2 separate regions of the Homo sapiens genome follow, and region 2 is linked to region 1. The links are chromatin loops, found by intact Hi-C in ENCODE. Cell type or tissue: IMR-90. All regions are shown on one strand. Each heading gives the region's core, and the rest is flanking DNA. Links, peaks and the distances in the headings are about the cores only.

The links. Peaks named below come from ENCODE experiments on the same cell type or tissue, not always from the same donor. Only the 100,000 strongest peaks of a DNase experiment are listed, where the experiment ranks them.
Region 2: a loop joins it to region 1, with 4 times the contacts of the local background. A loop is called at or near these places in 6 of 110 quality-filtered maps.

The regions. Positions count from the first base shown.
Region 1 is chr4:52,133,526-52,141,836 of GRCh38, forward strand. No RefSeq gene overlaps it. Among named protein-coding and RNA genes, the nearest start is that of SPATA18, 86 kb to the left of the region's middle. In IMR-90, for the core only: no CTCF peak of the experiment used is centred there; no DNase peak of the experiment used is centred there; H3K27me3 peaks cover 143 bases.
Region 2 is chr4:51,891,755-51,900,065 of GRCh38, forward strand. It overlaps DCUN1D4 (defective in cullin neddylation 1 domain containing 4), which reads left to right. Exons shown (of 11, transcript NM_001040402.3): 7 at 6-97; 8 at 7,516-7,624. Among named protein-coding and RNA genes, the nearest start is that of DCUN1D4, 53 kb to the left of the region's middle. In IMR-90, for the core only: a CTCF peak has its summit at 4,241 (motif pointing right); a DNase peak (open chromatin) is centred at 4,237; H3K27ac peaks cover 247 bases.

The DNA of each region.
Region 1 (8,311 bases), core at 237-8,236:
GAGGGCTCAGAAGAAGACAGGAAGATAAGGAAAGTTTGGAACTTCTTAAGAGACTGGTTAAATGATTTTGACCAAAATGCTAATAGAAATATGGATAGTGAATACCAGGCTGACAAAGTCTCAGATGGAAATGAGGAGCTTCTTGTGAACTGGAGTAAAAGTCACCCATGTTATGCCCTAGCAAAGAAGGATCGCTTTTTTGTTGCAAGTAACAGAAACCTCAAAAGATGTTGGCATAAACATGAGGGAATAAATTAGGTCATAAACAGTGTGTACAGAGGTTAGACAGGATTCAGGCTTGGTTGATTCAGGATCCAGGTTCTTTGCACCTCCCTTCAATGCTGGTTTCTTTCTCAGGTAGGTAGCAAGATGGCTGCAGCAGATCCAGCACTCACCTCCAGACAGGGCAATGTTCAGGAGAAAGAGAAAATGCGTTGTTAACACTCTGCTTTAGGAACAAGACACTTTGCCCAAAACCCCTCATCTGTCCTGAAGAACTCTAACCACACCTTACTGGGCAGACCTAAATTGCATATGCATTCCCGAAATCACTGTGAATGTCGATGAGATATGTCAACCTGGCCCATCTTCAGAACTGGAGATGCCTCATTCCCCCAAGGCAATGGTGGTTTTTGAGAGAAGTGGATACCTGGACAAACCCGGAGTTTGTTGAGTGTATCAGAGGCGATTAGTGACCTGCCCTTATTGTCTTGTTGTGCACTGTTTCTGGTGCACACTGGTAACTTCCTACTGCAAGTATCTGTGACTCTCTTTCTGAGGAATTTCTCTGGCTATGGGAGCTTGCATGGTCTGCTTGGAGTAGGCTGAAAAGTGCTGAGGAATTAATGTTCCTGGAAGGAGCCCTCAGTTGGTGATAGATGAGAACTGAAGGACAGTACCGCAGCTTCCTTGTCCCTTGGTGGAAAAACTCTAAGTTATGTTCTACTCCATTTCACACAGGTTCCCAGTGGTATGGAGTTCCAGTTGCCCACAGAGATGATTTGCTCATTAATATAGTCTGTGTTGGCTTCTTTTCTTTCCTGGATCACTTCCTCACACGCTTACCAGTATTTCCTGGTATCACCTCTCAACCAAACAACTTGTACCCAAGTCCTTGCTGGAGGGTCTGCTACTGAGGGAGCTCAACCAAAGTTGGTAGGAGGAAGAAGGGGGAAAGAGTTCTGTGTAGGAAATGAACAGTGTCCTCTACTGGCACATGTCCTCTACTGGCACATTCAGGAGCCACTTGTAAAACTTCCCAGGGTTTGTATTTATCGGTCTGCCAACTACAGCCTCCCAAAATGAATCCAAAACTAAGATTGAGCCTCAACATTCCCAAACATATTTATAAACCTGAAAACTTTCTGATGAAATGCAAAATTGTAGGCTTTCTGCAAACTTGATGCATGTAATTAGTAGACATAAAGTCTTCTGAATAAACTTATGAGGCTTTATTTAGCTAGAATGTGTCAGATTGAACATTTTAAAATACATGTTTTCTTTCCAGTATACCTGTCTTTCCCCGCAGATGTTGATTTCTTGAGGATTTTGGTTATTTGAAATTTGGATTGTTTTCCTAAATCTGCTTTGTAGAGATGTGGGAGATTATTTAGTGTGGAATAATATATTTTTTGAAAATTTATTTATTCGCATAAAGTCTTTAGCTCATTAGTTTATAATATTCTTGGAGTTATTATTTTAAAACTTGTGGTTCAAAGGGGATATAACAACTAGATGGATAGGAAAAATTGAAAGCTTGATTTTTCCTCAGCTAAAATTGGAAACCAGAACTTTATCACTCCTATTTTTACAGATGCCATGTGGCGGGAACCTTGGCCAACTGGGATGTGGGTGGCTGAGTCTTTCTTCAGCTTCTTACTGGAAACTGTGGCGTTTTCTTGACAGCAGTAATAAATCAGACATCCACAGGAAGCAAAGAGATCATTGAAATGAAACATAAGCTGTAAAATGTTCTGCCTCATATTATGACAGCCCTTTCCTTGGTGGGCTCTCTCTTTGGACCCATTAGAGAAACAGATCTCCAATTTACAGGAGGATGCATAAATTGGAGATGTAAAAATTACTAGATTTTATGGAAATATTGATTTGTTCACAGTGCACACAGGTCTAAGTTAACTTAAAGAGCACATCCCATAAACTCTATTAAGCCTAACTTGTCTTAGGCTATTACAAATCTGTGTATTGTTGGACTTTCTGAATTTATATTTTTGACTTTCTTTAATGTGAGCATCCTTCAACAGGTATCATAAACATTCAAAAGGGATTTACTGTAGTCATAGGAACAAAATGACTATTCTGAGAATTTCATTCTGGCAAACTGAATGATGTACTGCTAGTTATATATGTCTATTGAACCATGACTCTTTCCATAGGAAAACTCTGAGATTACTATCATCAGAGTCACCATATCCATAACCAACTGAATGCTTCTGATGTATTTTAATCTGGTTTTGTTGATAGTGATAAAACACTGGCTTGGCTCTATTTGGACTGAGTAATTTAAAAATATTTTACATTGATGAAATCATATTTTAATAATAAAGTTAATTAAATATATTGACTTTTTCCCAAGTTTAGAGGCAGCAACTATTTCACAAAGAGGAAAAAATGTTGTCAATACTTACATAAGATTATTTAATTTCAGTTGATTCTTGTACGAAGAACTATAGAAATAGTTGATCTTTCTTCTTTTTTCGAATTAAAATGAGCAGCCTCTGATTTTCCCTCCATTCCTCTCAGGGCCATCTCAACCAGCTTGTTGAAACCAGAATGCACTTGAGGAGGCCAAATATCTCCATATAATAGTGGTTGCATAACCAATGAAAATGAAATATTTTAAAAATCAAATGGGCAGAATGATTCCCTTAGTTGTGGCACTCTTTTAAGCATAATCACACCGGAAAATAGATTAGAATGGAGTTGTGAAAATTTTGAAGTACCACACATTCATTATTGTTACCACCATTGTACACCCACATATTGACTTAAACAAAATATTATTTCTTAAATTTGAGGCATAAACACTATTCCACTTACTGGCTTGAATTTAGGATTTTTGAGCTTGTTTAATGTGTTTAAAGATTTCTTAGTGTTTTTACATAATTCATTGCTATTGTTAAGTAAAATCACCATAATTCCACAGTAGTATACCCCTACAATATTTCAGAACTTGTTTTAGACAAAGAGAATACATCTCTTGTTATTCATAACCCCTACCCCACTTATAGAGATCTAGGAAGTAGAAATCTAGGGGACACTACTGCTGGAATACCCAGCATTTATCCCCATCACTTTCCCCTCTGATAGAACCATAATTCTAATTAGTCAACTGCTTTTTCTCTGCACTGCTTGGAAAGTGACTCCCATCTTGACCTCCAGTGATGTAATCTGATTATTTTAAGCCAGTTGTAGTAATTCTTACAACTATGATTGGTTCAGGAACTAAGGCAAAAAATTTCTGTCTTTTGAAAAGCAATTGCAACAAAAGCAAAAATTGACAAATGGGATCTAATTAAATGAAAGAGCTTCTGCACAGCAAAAGAAACTATCAACACAGAACACAGACAACCTACAGAATGCGAGAAAATGTTTGCAAACTATGCATGTGACAAAGTTCTCATATCCAGCATCTATATGATACCCTAACAAATTTACAAGAGAAAAACCAACAGCCCCATTAAAAAGTGGGCAAAGCACACGAACAGACACTTCTCAAAAGAAGACATACATGCAGCCAGCAAGCATATGAAAAAAAGCTCAATATCATGGACCATTAGAGAAATGTAAATCAAAACCACAGTGACACCATCTGACACCAATCAGAATGACTACTATTAAAAAGTCAAAAAATAACAGATGCTAGTGAGGTTGTGGAGAAAAAGGAATGCCTATACACTGTTGGTGGCAGTGTAAATTACTTCAACCATTGTGGAAAACAGTGTGCTGATTCCTCAAAGACCTAAAAACAGAACTACCATTTGACCCAGCAATCCCATTACTTGGTAAATACCCAAAGAAATATAAATCGTTCTGTCATAAAGACACGTGTGTGTTTGTGTTCATTGCGGCACTATTCACAATAGCAAATTCGTGGAATCAACCTAAAAGTCCATTAGTGGTAGGCTGGATAGAGAAAATGGGACATGTATACACCATGGAATACTATGCAGCCATAAAAATGAATGAGATCATGTTCTTTGCAGGAACATGGATGGAGGTGGAGGCCATTATTCTTAGCAAACTAACACAAGAACAGAAAAACCAAATACCATGAGTTCTCACTTATAAGTGGGAGCTAAATGATGAGAACACATGGACACATAGAGGAGAACAACAGGCACTGGGGCCTACTGGAGGGTGAAGTTTGGGAGGAGGGAGAGAATCAGGAAAAACAACAAATGGGTATGAAACTTAATACCTGGGTGATGAAATAATCTGTACAACAAACCCCCATGACATAATATATAATCTATACATCAAACCTGCACTATATAACAAAACTAGCCCTGAACTTAAAACAAAAGTTTTAAAAAAAATAAATATCTACCTTTATCTTTATTGGTAGTTGGGTTCACATCAAAAGTGATACAATTAGATAATAAGGAAGAAATTTTCTTCCGTGGTTGAAGAAGACTTTTTTTTCTTTCCAACTTGCTGAATACAAAGCAGAAAGCCTGTTGTCCTATTGCTATTGGCCACTGGCTTGAGACTGTGAGGGAAGTGAACATAGGAACAAATGGATACAGGGAAAGAGCAAAGAAAATTTTAGAGCAAATGGAAGCCTGATTGTCCTATATCTAGATCCTCTCTACTTCTCAAGTTGAAGATGGAGCTTGTGTACTTGAAGCTCATACTATTCTAACTTACAGGATGTGAGCATCCAGAGATCTATAGATTCAATGAAATCCCTATCAAAATGCCAATAATTTTTTTGTAGAAATAGAAAAACTCATCCTAGTTCACGTCCTTTGTAGGGACATGGATGAAACTGGTAACCATCATTCTCAGCAAACTATCACAAGGACAAAAAACAAACACCGCATGTTCTCACCCATAGGTGGCAATTGAACAATGAGAACACTTGGACACAGGAAGGGGAACATCACACACTGGGGCCTGTCATGGGGTGGGGGGAGGGGGGAGGGAAAGCATTAGGAGATATATCTAATGTAAATGACGAGCTAATGGGGGCAGCACACCAACATGGCACATGTATACATGTGTAACAAACCTGCACGTTGTTCACATGTACCCTAGAACTTAAAGTATAATAATAATAATAATAATAATAATAATAATAATAAACTCATTCTAAAATTCAAATGAAATCTCAAAACAATCTTGAAAAACAAGAAAAAAGTTGAAGGGATCACAATTCTTGATTTCTAAACTTACTACAAAGCTTCGGTAATAAAAACAATGTGGAATTGGCAAGAATACAGACATACAAACCAATGGTATCAGCTAAATAGCCCAGAAGTAAACCCTCACATATATGGCCAAATGATTTTCAACAAGGGCGCTAAGGCCAGTTGATGGGGAAAGAATAATCTTTTAAAAAACGATGCTGGGAAAATGAAATATCCACATGCAAAAGAATGAAGTTGGAACCTTATCTTATACCATATACAAAAAATAACTCAAAATAGATCAAAGACCTAAACATAAGAGAGAAAATGACACAGCTCTCAGAAGAAAACAGAAACAGAAAATCTTCATGTGATTGGATTTGGCAATGATTTCCTGGATATGACAACAAAAGTATAGGCAACAAAAGGAAACATGCATAAATTGTACTTCATCAAAATTAAAAACTTTGGTATATCAAGTGACCCTACCAAGAGAGGGAAAAGACAATCTACAGTGTGGGGAAAAAAAAAGTTTGCAAATCATATATCTGATAAGGGGTTAATAGCCAGAATATAGGAAGAACTCCTACAATTCAACAACAACAAAACAATCCAATTCAAAAATAAGAAAAGGGGCCAGGCGCGGTGGCTCATTCCTGTAATCCCAGCACTTCGGGAGGCGGAGGCAGGTGGATCACGAGGTCGGGAGATTGAGACCATCCTGGCTAACAGGGGGAAACCCCATCTCTGCTAAAAGTACAAAAAGTTAGCTGGGCGTGGTGGTGGGCACCTGTAGTCCCAGCTACTCAGGAGGCTGAGGCAGGAGAATGGCATGAACCCAGGAGGTGGAGCTTGCAGTGAGCTGAGATCATGCCACTGGGTGACAGAGCAAGACTCTGTCTCAAAAAAAAAAAAAAAAAAAAGAGAGAGAGAGAAAAGGACTTGTACAGATATTTTTTCAAGACATACAAATGGCCAATAAGCACATGAAAAGATGTTAAACATCACTAATCCTTAGGGAAATGCAAGTCAAAACCATAGTGAGATGCCACTTCACACCCATTAAGATGGTGGTAATATGCAATTTCATACTCAATTGCCACAAAAAGAATAAAATATCTAGGAATACAGCTAACTAGTGCAGTAAAAGATCTTTTCAAGGAGAACTACAAAACACTGCTCAAAAAAATCAGAGACGATACAAACAAATGGAAAAATATTCTATGCTCATGGATAGGAAGAATCAATATTGTAAAAATGGCCACACTGCCCAAAGCAACTTACAGATTCAATGCCATTCCTATTAAACTACCATCGAGATTCTTCACAGAACTAGAAAAAGCTACTTTAAAATTTATATGGAACCAAAAAAGAGTCTAAGAAGCCAAGGGAATCCTAAGCACAATGAACAAAGCTGGATGAATCACGCTAGCCGACTTCAAACTATACTAGAGCCTACAGTAACCAAAACAGCAGGATACTGGTACAAAAGTGACATGTAGACAAATGGAACAGAATAAAGGATCCAGAAATAAGGCCACACACCTACAACTATCTTCAACAAGCCTGACTAAAACAAGCAATGAGGAAAGGATTCCTTATTCAATAAATGGTGCTAGGGAACTGGCTAGCTATACGCAGATTGAAACTGGATCCCCTCCTTACACCATATACAAAATTTAACTCAAAATGAGTAAAGATTTAAATATATAACTGAAACCCTTGAAGACTCTGCAAGACAATCTAGGCAATACCATTCTGGACATAAGAATGGGCAAAGATTTTTATGACAAAGACACTAAAAGCAATTGCAATGAAAGTAAACATTGACAAACGGAATCTAACTAAACTAAAGAGCTTTTGCACAGGAAAGGAAACTATCAACAGACTGAACAGACAGCCTACAGGATGGGACAAAATGTTAGTAAACTATGCATCTGACAAGGGTCTGACATCCAGCATCCATAAGAAACTTAAATTTACAAGAAAAAAACAAGCAACCCCATTAAAAAGTGGGCAAAGCACATGAACAGACACTTTTCAAAAAAAGACATGTATGCAGCCAAAAAGCATATGAAAAAACGCTCAACATCATTGATCGTTAGAGAAATGCAGATCAAAATCACAATGAGATATCATCTCACACCAGTCAGAATGGCTATATTAAAAAGTAAAAAATAACAGATGCTGGTGAGGTTGTGGAGAAAAAGAAAAGCTTTTACACTGTTTTGGGGAGAGTAAATTAGTTCAACCATTGTGGAAGACAGCGTGGCAATTCCTCAAAGACTTAAAGCAGAACTACCACTCAACCCAGCAAATCCCATTAATGGGTATATACCCAAAGAATATAAATTGTTCTATTATAAAGACACATGCGTGCATATGTTCACAATAGCAAAGTCATGTAATCAACATAAATGTCCATCAATGGTAGACTGAATAAAGAAAATGTGGTACATATACACCATGGACTACTATACAACCATTTAAACAAATGCTATCATGTCCTTTGAAGGACTATGGATGCAGCTGGAGGCCATTAACCTTGGCAAACTAACATAGGAATAGAAAAGCCAAATACCACATGTTCTCACTTACAAATGGGAGCTAAATGATGGAATACATGGACACCTACAGGGCAACAACACACATTGGGGCTTACCAGAGGATGGAGAGTGGGAGCTGAGAAAGGATTGAGAAATGTGGCTAACAGCTACTAGGCTTAATACCTGGGTGGTGAAATAGTCTGTACAACAAACCCCCAATGACTCAAGTTTACCTATGTAACAAAACTGCACAGGTACCCCAGGACTTAAAATAAAAGTTAAAAAAATGGCCATTTAAATAAAACAAACAAGAAAATCAACCAAAACCCAAGAAAGTAACATGAGTTGGTTAGGATGTGGAGAAAGTGGAACCCTTGTGGATTGTTGGTAGAAATG
Region 2 (8,311 bases), core at 271-8,270, 240 kb before region 1:
AACAGGTAGTTATGCTTGTCCTAGCTTGGAAATTGGATGCACAAAACATGGGTTATTTTACTCTACAGGAGTGGTTAAAAGGAATGACTTCTCTCCAGTAAGTCCTAGGCTGCACTAGTGGGGGTCCCTGCCCTTCCCAGGTGGTTGCCTCCTTCCTCCCTAGGACTTCAGGAGGTGATTGAGTGAGTGGAAGGAAGTCAGGTGGTCTGGCCAAGCTTCCCCAGTGGCCAAAGATGTAAAGACTAAGACCCATTTTGAGGACTATTCTGGGCAAATTTATAAAGTGTCTATATGTGTATTTGGAGCGAGAGAGTGTGTTGGTATTCTTGTAGAGCAGCTCTCTCCAGGAGAAACAGACCAACATTTTCTCATACGAGAAAGCCACCTCTATGTAACTTAAGATTTTTTAATAGCTACATGTAAAAGTAGAAACAGGTAAAATCAGCTTTAATCTATTTTATTAACCCCAAACAGTCCAACATATTTTCATTCCAACATGTAATCAATATTCTTAAGAAATCAATGAGATATTTTTATATTCTTTTTTCTCATGGTTAGTCTTCAAAATCTGGGGTTTATTTTGTGATCCATCTCCATTTGTATTAACCACATTTCAAGTGCTCAGTAGTCACATGTGGCCAGTGGCTATTGAGTTGAACGGTGCAGTTTTAGAGCTTAAAAGGCAAAGACTTACTGGCATCTGGTTTATACTTAGTGAGAAAAAGTTGAGTAATGTATAACTTGTAAGTTAAAATATTTGATATCTCTATATATTCTGATTTTAGCTTTGGGCAAAATTAAAACTTCATTACTCCAGTGATTTAAAAAATTAAAAAGATTTGGTTTGTGTAACCTGACCCAGGATAAGAAAAATCAGTGGTTTTATGTATTTGCCTTGTGTATGCAATATGTGCGTGTGTGCATGCGCCTGTGTGTTGTGTATTTGCTCAGTTTCATTCAAGAAAACAAATTGTCATTCTATATTAGGCCTTGAAAGATACAGTTGAAGTGGATAACTAAATGTTTCAAATAGCATTGACGATGAAGTGCTAATTCTTAACATAGTAATTTTAATCTAAAGTAATTGGGATGACTTTCTTTTCACTTTAGGAATAATAGATCTTGATTTTTACTGGATTAAAATTTGAGTTGAAATGGTTTTATTTAAATAATTTTGGAATTTGTCCACTTTTAATATCACTGTCCATTTGTTATTGTTGAGAATGCTTTCGCATTGTGCTTTAGTAGTTTATGAAGACTGTTCACTATTCTCCCATTTGAATGCCTCATAGCTACTTTGTGAAGAAGACAGATCAGATTTTATCCTGAACATGTTACAAATGAGGAGACTGAGGCATAGAGGGGATCGGTGATGTGTGAATGTGGCAGAGATGGGAAGAACACTTAAGACTTCTGATTCTTAAATCACATTCTTCCTTCTAACAATATTATCTGATGACAAATGAGTTTTAGGTAAAAGCCAAACCACCCTTTTACAAATATACTTTCCTATCAGAGTGTGTTCTAGAATTTTAGAGTTAAATTCTCTGAAATCTTTTAAAACTTGTGTATCCTTTTGGGGGAACATCTCCTTATGATTTTAATCCTATTCACTCGTTTTTTCATTATTTTTCTCACTTTTCTTCATTGCTTCCTTTTTCTTTTCTTTTCTTTTCTTTTCTTTTTTTTGAGACGGAATGTCCCTCTGTCGCCCAGGCTGGAGTGCAGTGGCGTGCTCTCAGTTCACAGCAACCTCCGCCTCCCGGGTTCAAGTGATTCTTGTGCCCCAGCTTCCCCGAGTAGCTGGGATTACAAGCAGACACCGCCACGCCCGGCTGATTTTTGTATTTTTAGTAGAGACGGGGTTTCGCCATGTTGGCTAGGCTCGAACTCCTGACCTCAAGTGATCTGCCCGCCTCAGCCTCCCAAGGTGTTGGGATTACAGGCGTAAGCCACCGTGCCTGACCATCATTGCTGAGTAGAGCAGCCGATGGCTGCTTTTTAAAGTGTCCTTGTGATGATGAAGGCATGGGCATATCAGGATTTTATTTCAAGCCTTCAGACGAGGCACCATCAACATTTTCAGGTCCATTTTTATTTGTCTTAAGAAGGTGTGATACCCAGTTTGTATAGTACTGAGTTCTTTACGAAAGAATGTCCCTCTACAAAAGAATATTACCTGATACCAGACCTTGCCCATGTGTTTTGAGGGCCCTATCTCCTGGGAAGTGAGAAGCAATTTCCTGGAAGAGGTCTGCGTCTGCGTTCTGAGTCCAGGGTACTCCTTCAGGCTGTTTGTTGGGAACCTTGCTTGCCACTTTGTATGATGCAGGTGGTGGCAGGTGGGTTCTCAGGGTGATTGCCACTTGATCCTTGCAATTCAGGGTTTAGTGACAAGCCTGATCCACTGTAAAGGCATGGAGGAACCGCTTGCTTTTTGTGGTATGAAACTCTGAAGTTGATGTCCTCATCAGTGAGGTGGAGATAATTATTCAGAATAACTTTTAAGGTTCTTTGTAGTGTCCTCATCAGTGAGGTGGAGATAATTATTCAGAATAACTTTTAAGGTTCTTTGTAGTTCAAAAATAGTCCAACTTCAAGTTTAAGAACCTCTGCCTACCCTCCCACCCCCACCTTCCAACCTTTCTAGATTAGTCATTTGTTTGGCAAATGTTTGAATGACAGTGATGTGCCAAGTGTAGTATTCCAGGCCCTAGGGAATCAAAAACCATGAGTAAGATAAAGTCCATTAAGAGGAGGGGCTTATAAACAATATTCAGACAAAAGATCCAGAAGTCATAAGGTCACTTGTCTTTATGCCAGTAAAGTAACTAAATAAGCATTGTATTTGTGAAGTATGTGCACCTAGTACACAAGAAAACCCAGAGAGTAATCATTTATGTGCTCTAAAGGCAGAAAGTAGTCGATCTTTAAACTATTTTGTCTTCTATTTTGGATTTCTTTTCTATTTTTGCTCATTTTAATTTTATTAAACCTATCTAATGAAATATTTTGATCTCAAACTAGAATTAACAAGTATAGAACAAAATATTTTTATGTATTCATATATGTCTTAGGCCATTTAGGCAGCTATAACAGAATGTTTTAGACTGGGTGGCTTATAAATAAAATTCCAGAGAATTTTATTTCTCTGGAGGCCCAGAAGTTCAAGACCAAGATGCCGTAGATTTGGTGTCTGGTGACAGCCTGCTTTTTGATTCATAGATGGTGCCTTCTAACTGGGTCCTCCCATGTTGGAAGGGGCAAACAAGCGCCCTTGGGTCTCTTAACTAATCTCATTCAGGAGGATTCTGCCCCCAGGACCTAATAATCTCACAAAGGCACCACTTTTTGATACCATCATCTTGGGGGTGAGGATTTCAACCTACAAATTTCAGGGGGATACAAACATTCAGACCCTTCATTATATTTGGTTAAAATGCTGTTAAAAAAAAAAAAAGGTTACTGTATGATGGGAGTGTGATAGAAACAGAAAGCCCATCGGCTGTGAAACCAGAGTTTTTAATCATTTCTGTCATTTCCTGGGTGTCTCTGGTAGCATCCTTAAACTAGGGTGGTGAAGTATGGCTTATGGCTTATGCCTGGGCTCTCAGAGGAATTGTGTGCTTGGCTTCCCTAGGGCCTGTGAGCCTGGGGCAGGACGTGGGTGGTATGAGAGTTTGGACTTAGGCCGGCAGCTGGTAGGGAACATCTATCCTTGCACTCCTGAGATCATTCCCCTGCCAGAGAAGACACAGCTCCTGTTTTGGTCTGATGAATTAAGCTAATTGTGGTGCTTAAACTTAAAAAAAAAAAAAAAAAAAAAAAAAAAAACAGTGACAATTGTTAATTAACTGCAATAAACTGATGATGGGCTGGAAAAATACTAAGTGAAGGGGCAGGGGCCTTTTCCTGGGTAATAGGGGAAAGCTACCTCTGATTTTATAAACTTCGATGATTACTGTGTTGATTTCTGTCCTTACAAATCTGTTAGAGCAGCAAACTCAAAAAGAAATTATCTTACATTGTGTGCATTTTTTTGTGTTGGGAAATGGTGTTCCTTAGAAGCGTGGCACTGTCACTGTGACTTCTACACATTTTTTTATACATGGTACACAGAAACATGTGGGAAGACTTGAGTTGAAGATGTGACTGCTTTCTGAGGTCACATTGGTGGCTTACATGTCCCAAGCCAGGCTCTAGAGTCCTCTGAAGATGTGTACGTTGAGTGGCCACTAGATGGCAACCTGTGGTTCTGGACAGGGTGACTCAGCAGCCTGTTTCACTATTGGGGGCCAGTCCAGGGGCTTTGTGTGTTCAAGACACCCTTTAAAGCAGATTAAACTCTGTATTGGCAACATTAGCTCCCAACCCCAGGTTTTTAATGGGTACCAGAGTTAGTAATATTACTTGTGTTTTTTATGTTTAAAGCACAAGAACTGTTCATTTCCTGCATTTCAGACAGGATCTCTGAGCATCTTTCAAACATAGGGACATCTTTTTGCCAGGATGTTGGGCTTGCTCCCAGGCATGCTGCAGAACTTCACATTTCTTCTCATAGCTCTGCCTAGAGTTTACAGCTAACTTTATTTTCTTTTAACTATGGGGTAGTTATCTAAATGAGTGCTTCCTGCTCTTGAATCTGTTAAAACAAACAACCGCTCTTCTTCTTCGTAGACAGGACTAAACTAAACTACCAGTCAAATCTATGGCTTTGGTCCTTGACCCTCTTTCCGGTGAAGAACAGGGACCTCGACCTTATGTTTTTGGGTTACCCAGTTTCCCTCCTCTTTGACCCTCTCCGATTATTATTAATATTATATTATTATATACACACCATTAAAAAAATCTAACCCTACAGTAGAAAATCTAACCCTATAGTGCGAATTCAGCCCTGCCTCCCAAACTTACTCCTGTTTACTGCTTTCTTGTGTATCTTTCTAGTCCCTGTGACCCCCTCATTGGGATTCTGGCACTAGATCTCTAACTGGCTCTCAATATCTCTTTTCCTTCCCACCAGTCCTTCTCCATGGAGATCAAGAGTGAGCTTGTCAAGATGCAGCCCTGATCGTGGTCTTTCTCATAGTGGCAGGTGGCCTCCATTGTTCCTAGGATGTAATTTTAAAAACCCTCACTGTGGACTACAAAAGCCTTTTATGAGACTGACCCCATGTTCCTCTCAGCATCATCTTATACCTCTTTCCCACTTCCTCTATCCACTCCAGCGACAGTGGCTGTCTTTTAAGTCTGTTGGACTTACCATACTCCCATCTGCTTCTGGGCCTTTGCCTATGCTGTTCCTAATAGACAGAGAGCCTTTCCCACCTCTCCAAAATATCTAGTTCCTGCTTATCTCTCAACTCTCTTAGCTTATGTGTCATTCTCTTGAAGAAGTCTTTTCCGACTCTAAAATAGCCTAATTTTAATCTTTTTTATTTTCCACATTAGGAAGAAATAAGGGGCTTTCTAAATTGTTCTGTTTCATAGAAATTAAACATTTAATATAATTGCAGGCTTTTAGATAGTTTATCATATCAACAAAGAGATCATAAGGACTTATTTGTAGTTAGGTACAAAGAAGGAGCTTTCACAGGCTTGTTTTTAAAAATAGATTCGTGTGCTCTATTATGAACCATTTTAGTTCATACAGTATACAAAATATATTGATAATACTTGGTGTATGTATTATCTGTACTTAGTAGGTTAAAGATCTATAGAGAAAATACGTATTCAGTGTTGAAAATCTTTAATATTGCTGGTGAAAATGGTGACTCTTGATTCTCATTTTTAAGGGCTAGATATTGCAAACAAAATTAGTTTGTAAAAATAACCAATAAGTATGCTTGCTTATGAAAAGTAAACACTGTATCACTTACTGGTAAAAACAGGTTATTATCACCAAGGCTCCCTGGAGAAATGGCTGATTTCAAGTCTGGAATAGGGTAAGAACAGGGTGAGCTGTTCCATCTTGTGCCAGAAAGCAAGGAAATGCTCAGAGACTTGTGGGGGACATGTCAGAAGGAAATTGGAGCCAGCTTTAGGGGGCTACTGCCCAAATGGGGAAAGTTTCTACAATCAAAAAGAGTAATGACAGTAACAGATTATAACACACTGAATTAGACGCAAAAAATCCTAAGTCCAGAAAATAAGAAGGTCATGTGTGGAGCTCTTCTTTATAGAAGAATTATAGCCAATAAATGTAGAAGGAATGATAGGATTAGAAAATCACCATCTTGGGTATTCAGATGTTACTGATTCAGGCAGGTATCACCAATGGATGCTATAACCATTGTGTGTTGTCAGGAGTATGTCCTCCTTGTGAGGTCTTTAGAGATCATTCCAACCTGGCCACAGAACTTCTACTGGGAGAGGAATAGGAGATTAAAGGATTTATTTTATTCTCAGTTCCTAGAGAGGGAAGCATGGCATGCCACACAGGGAGCTATATGGGAGGAGCTCCCAGGGAGTGGGCTCCGCTAAGCAGGTGGGGAACTGAGAGAGAGTGAGGACCCATGGGCAAGTGCCTTCCCTGGATGTCAGATTGGTATGTGTGGATGTCACTCAGTCATAGTCAGGGGAGTGTAAGAAGGGGACCTTGTGGCAGGGGGGCAGACTTACCGCTAGTGGACTTGGTCTCCTGGGTAGGATGTTCATTGCTTATTTGTGGGGATACTGAGGCAGGAGGAAAATAGGAAGTTTAAGTGGTGTACAATACACATTGAGTGAAATGTTATTGGGGACTGGACATTTATAGTCTCAAAGTATCATCCTGTAGATACTTACTATTTCAAAGAGGAAGAATTGCCTTTAAATGGAAAATGGTGGACACCACCATAACCATAGGAATCCACCAATAATGGAACAGGGACAGACAGACATGATGAAGGACACACATCTTGTCAGAAGTGTTGGATCTAAATATAATCATAGGGACATTATCTGACAGATGGACATTCTACAAAAGCAAGTGGTCTGGTCTCCAAAAATGACATTGTCAAGAAAGAAAAAGGCAGAGAACTCTTCTAGAGACTAAGGAAATATGACAGCTAAAAGCAGCGCATGATCCTTGATTGGATCCTGATTGAAAACAGCAGCTATAAAAGAAATTGGGGAATAATTGGGAAATTTGCAGGTGGTTGTATATCAGCTAAGAAAGTTAACATTGATACAGTAGTAAGATTGTTGATGGTGTTGAAGTGCTTAGGGATGAAGTTTCATTATGTTTGCAACTTTTAAATGGTATAGAAAAATGTATATGTATATGAGAGAGAGTACATAAATATAAAAAAGGTTAATTGCTGGATCAAGGGGATGGTATATGAGTGGTTATTTGCTATTCTTTCAACTTTTCTGTACATTTAAAATTTTTTTTAAGTGTAGAAAAAATAGGTTATGGATGTGTTTCAACTTCAGGGATTTGTTCTTTCCTTTGGTATTGTGTTTATATTACTGCCTCTATTAAAAAAATAAATAAATGAACTCAGGTCATAATTTGCCTTTATTCTGTTTTTCTAGATGTGATACAACAGAAAAACTCAGAAATACTTTGGATTACTTAAGATCATTCTTAAATGATTCTACAAACTTTAAACTTATTTACAGATATGCGTTTGACTTTGCACGGGTGAGTTCTCTGGAGCCTATCCAGATGTTTCCCTCTCTTCCCTCCCCTTTTTAAATTGCCTTTTGAGGTTAGTTTTTACATGCCACAGCAAAAAAACTTGAATAAGTTAACTCCCAGGATGCTAGTTAGTATTTCTTTCTACATGTATGCTTTTGAAAACTAAGTTTGATTCTGGTCAAACATTCTGTAGGTCAGCAAAAAGCTCTAGTGGCAGACGTTTACTGGCTCTTGGAATTGGCTTAAAAGTGACATGGGCATGCAATACACACTGTCTTAAATGTCTCTTAGATAAGGTTGGAAAAGCTTTCCTTCTCACAGAACAACAAACCTTCTCCTGTTGAGTTTACTAGAATAAGCTAATCATATCTAATTCAGATTCACCGTGGGTGCTATTATTGTATTTGGAAATCATGTGAATTTTAGACGTAAGCTAATTTCTTACATTACTTAATGTAATACATTACTTAAATGTATTTTTCTAATCATCGTTTTGAAAAGCAGTTACCCTATTTGTCACATAGTGAGTCAAGTCGAAGTATGTGAAAGTGGTTCCCTTGGAGTGAAATAAAAATCTTACTTTTCAGCCTAGTCACCATACATAGAGAATTTTGAAGCACCAGTTGGCATCATACTCAATTCAAACAAAATCTATATCCCATACAATTACAATTTATTCTGAAATGATGT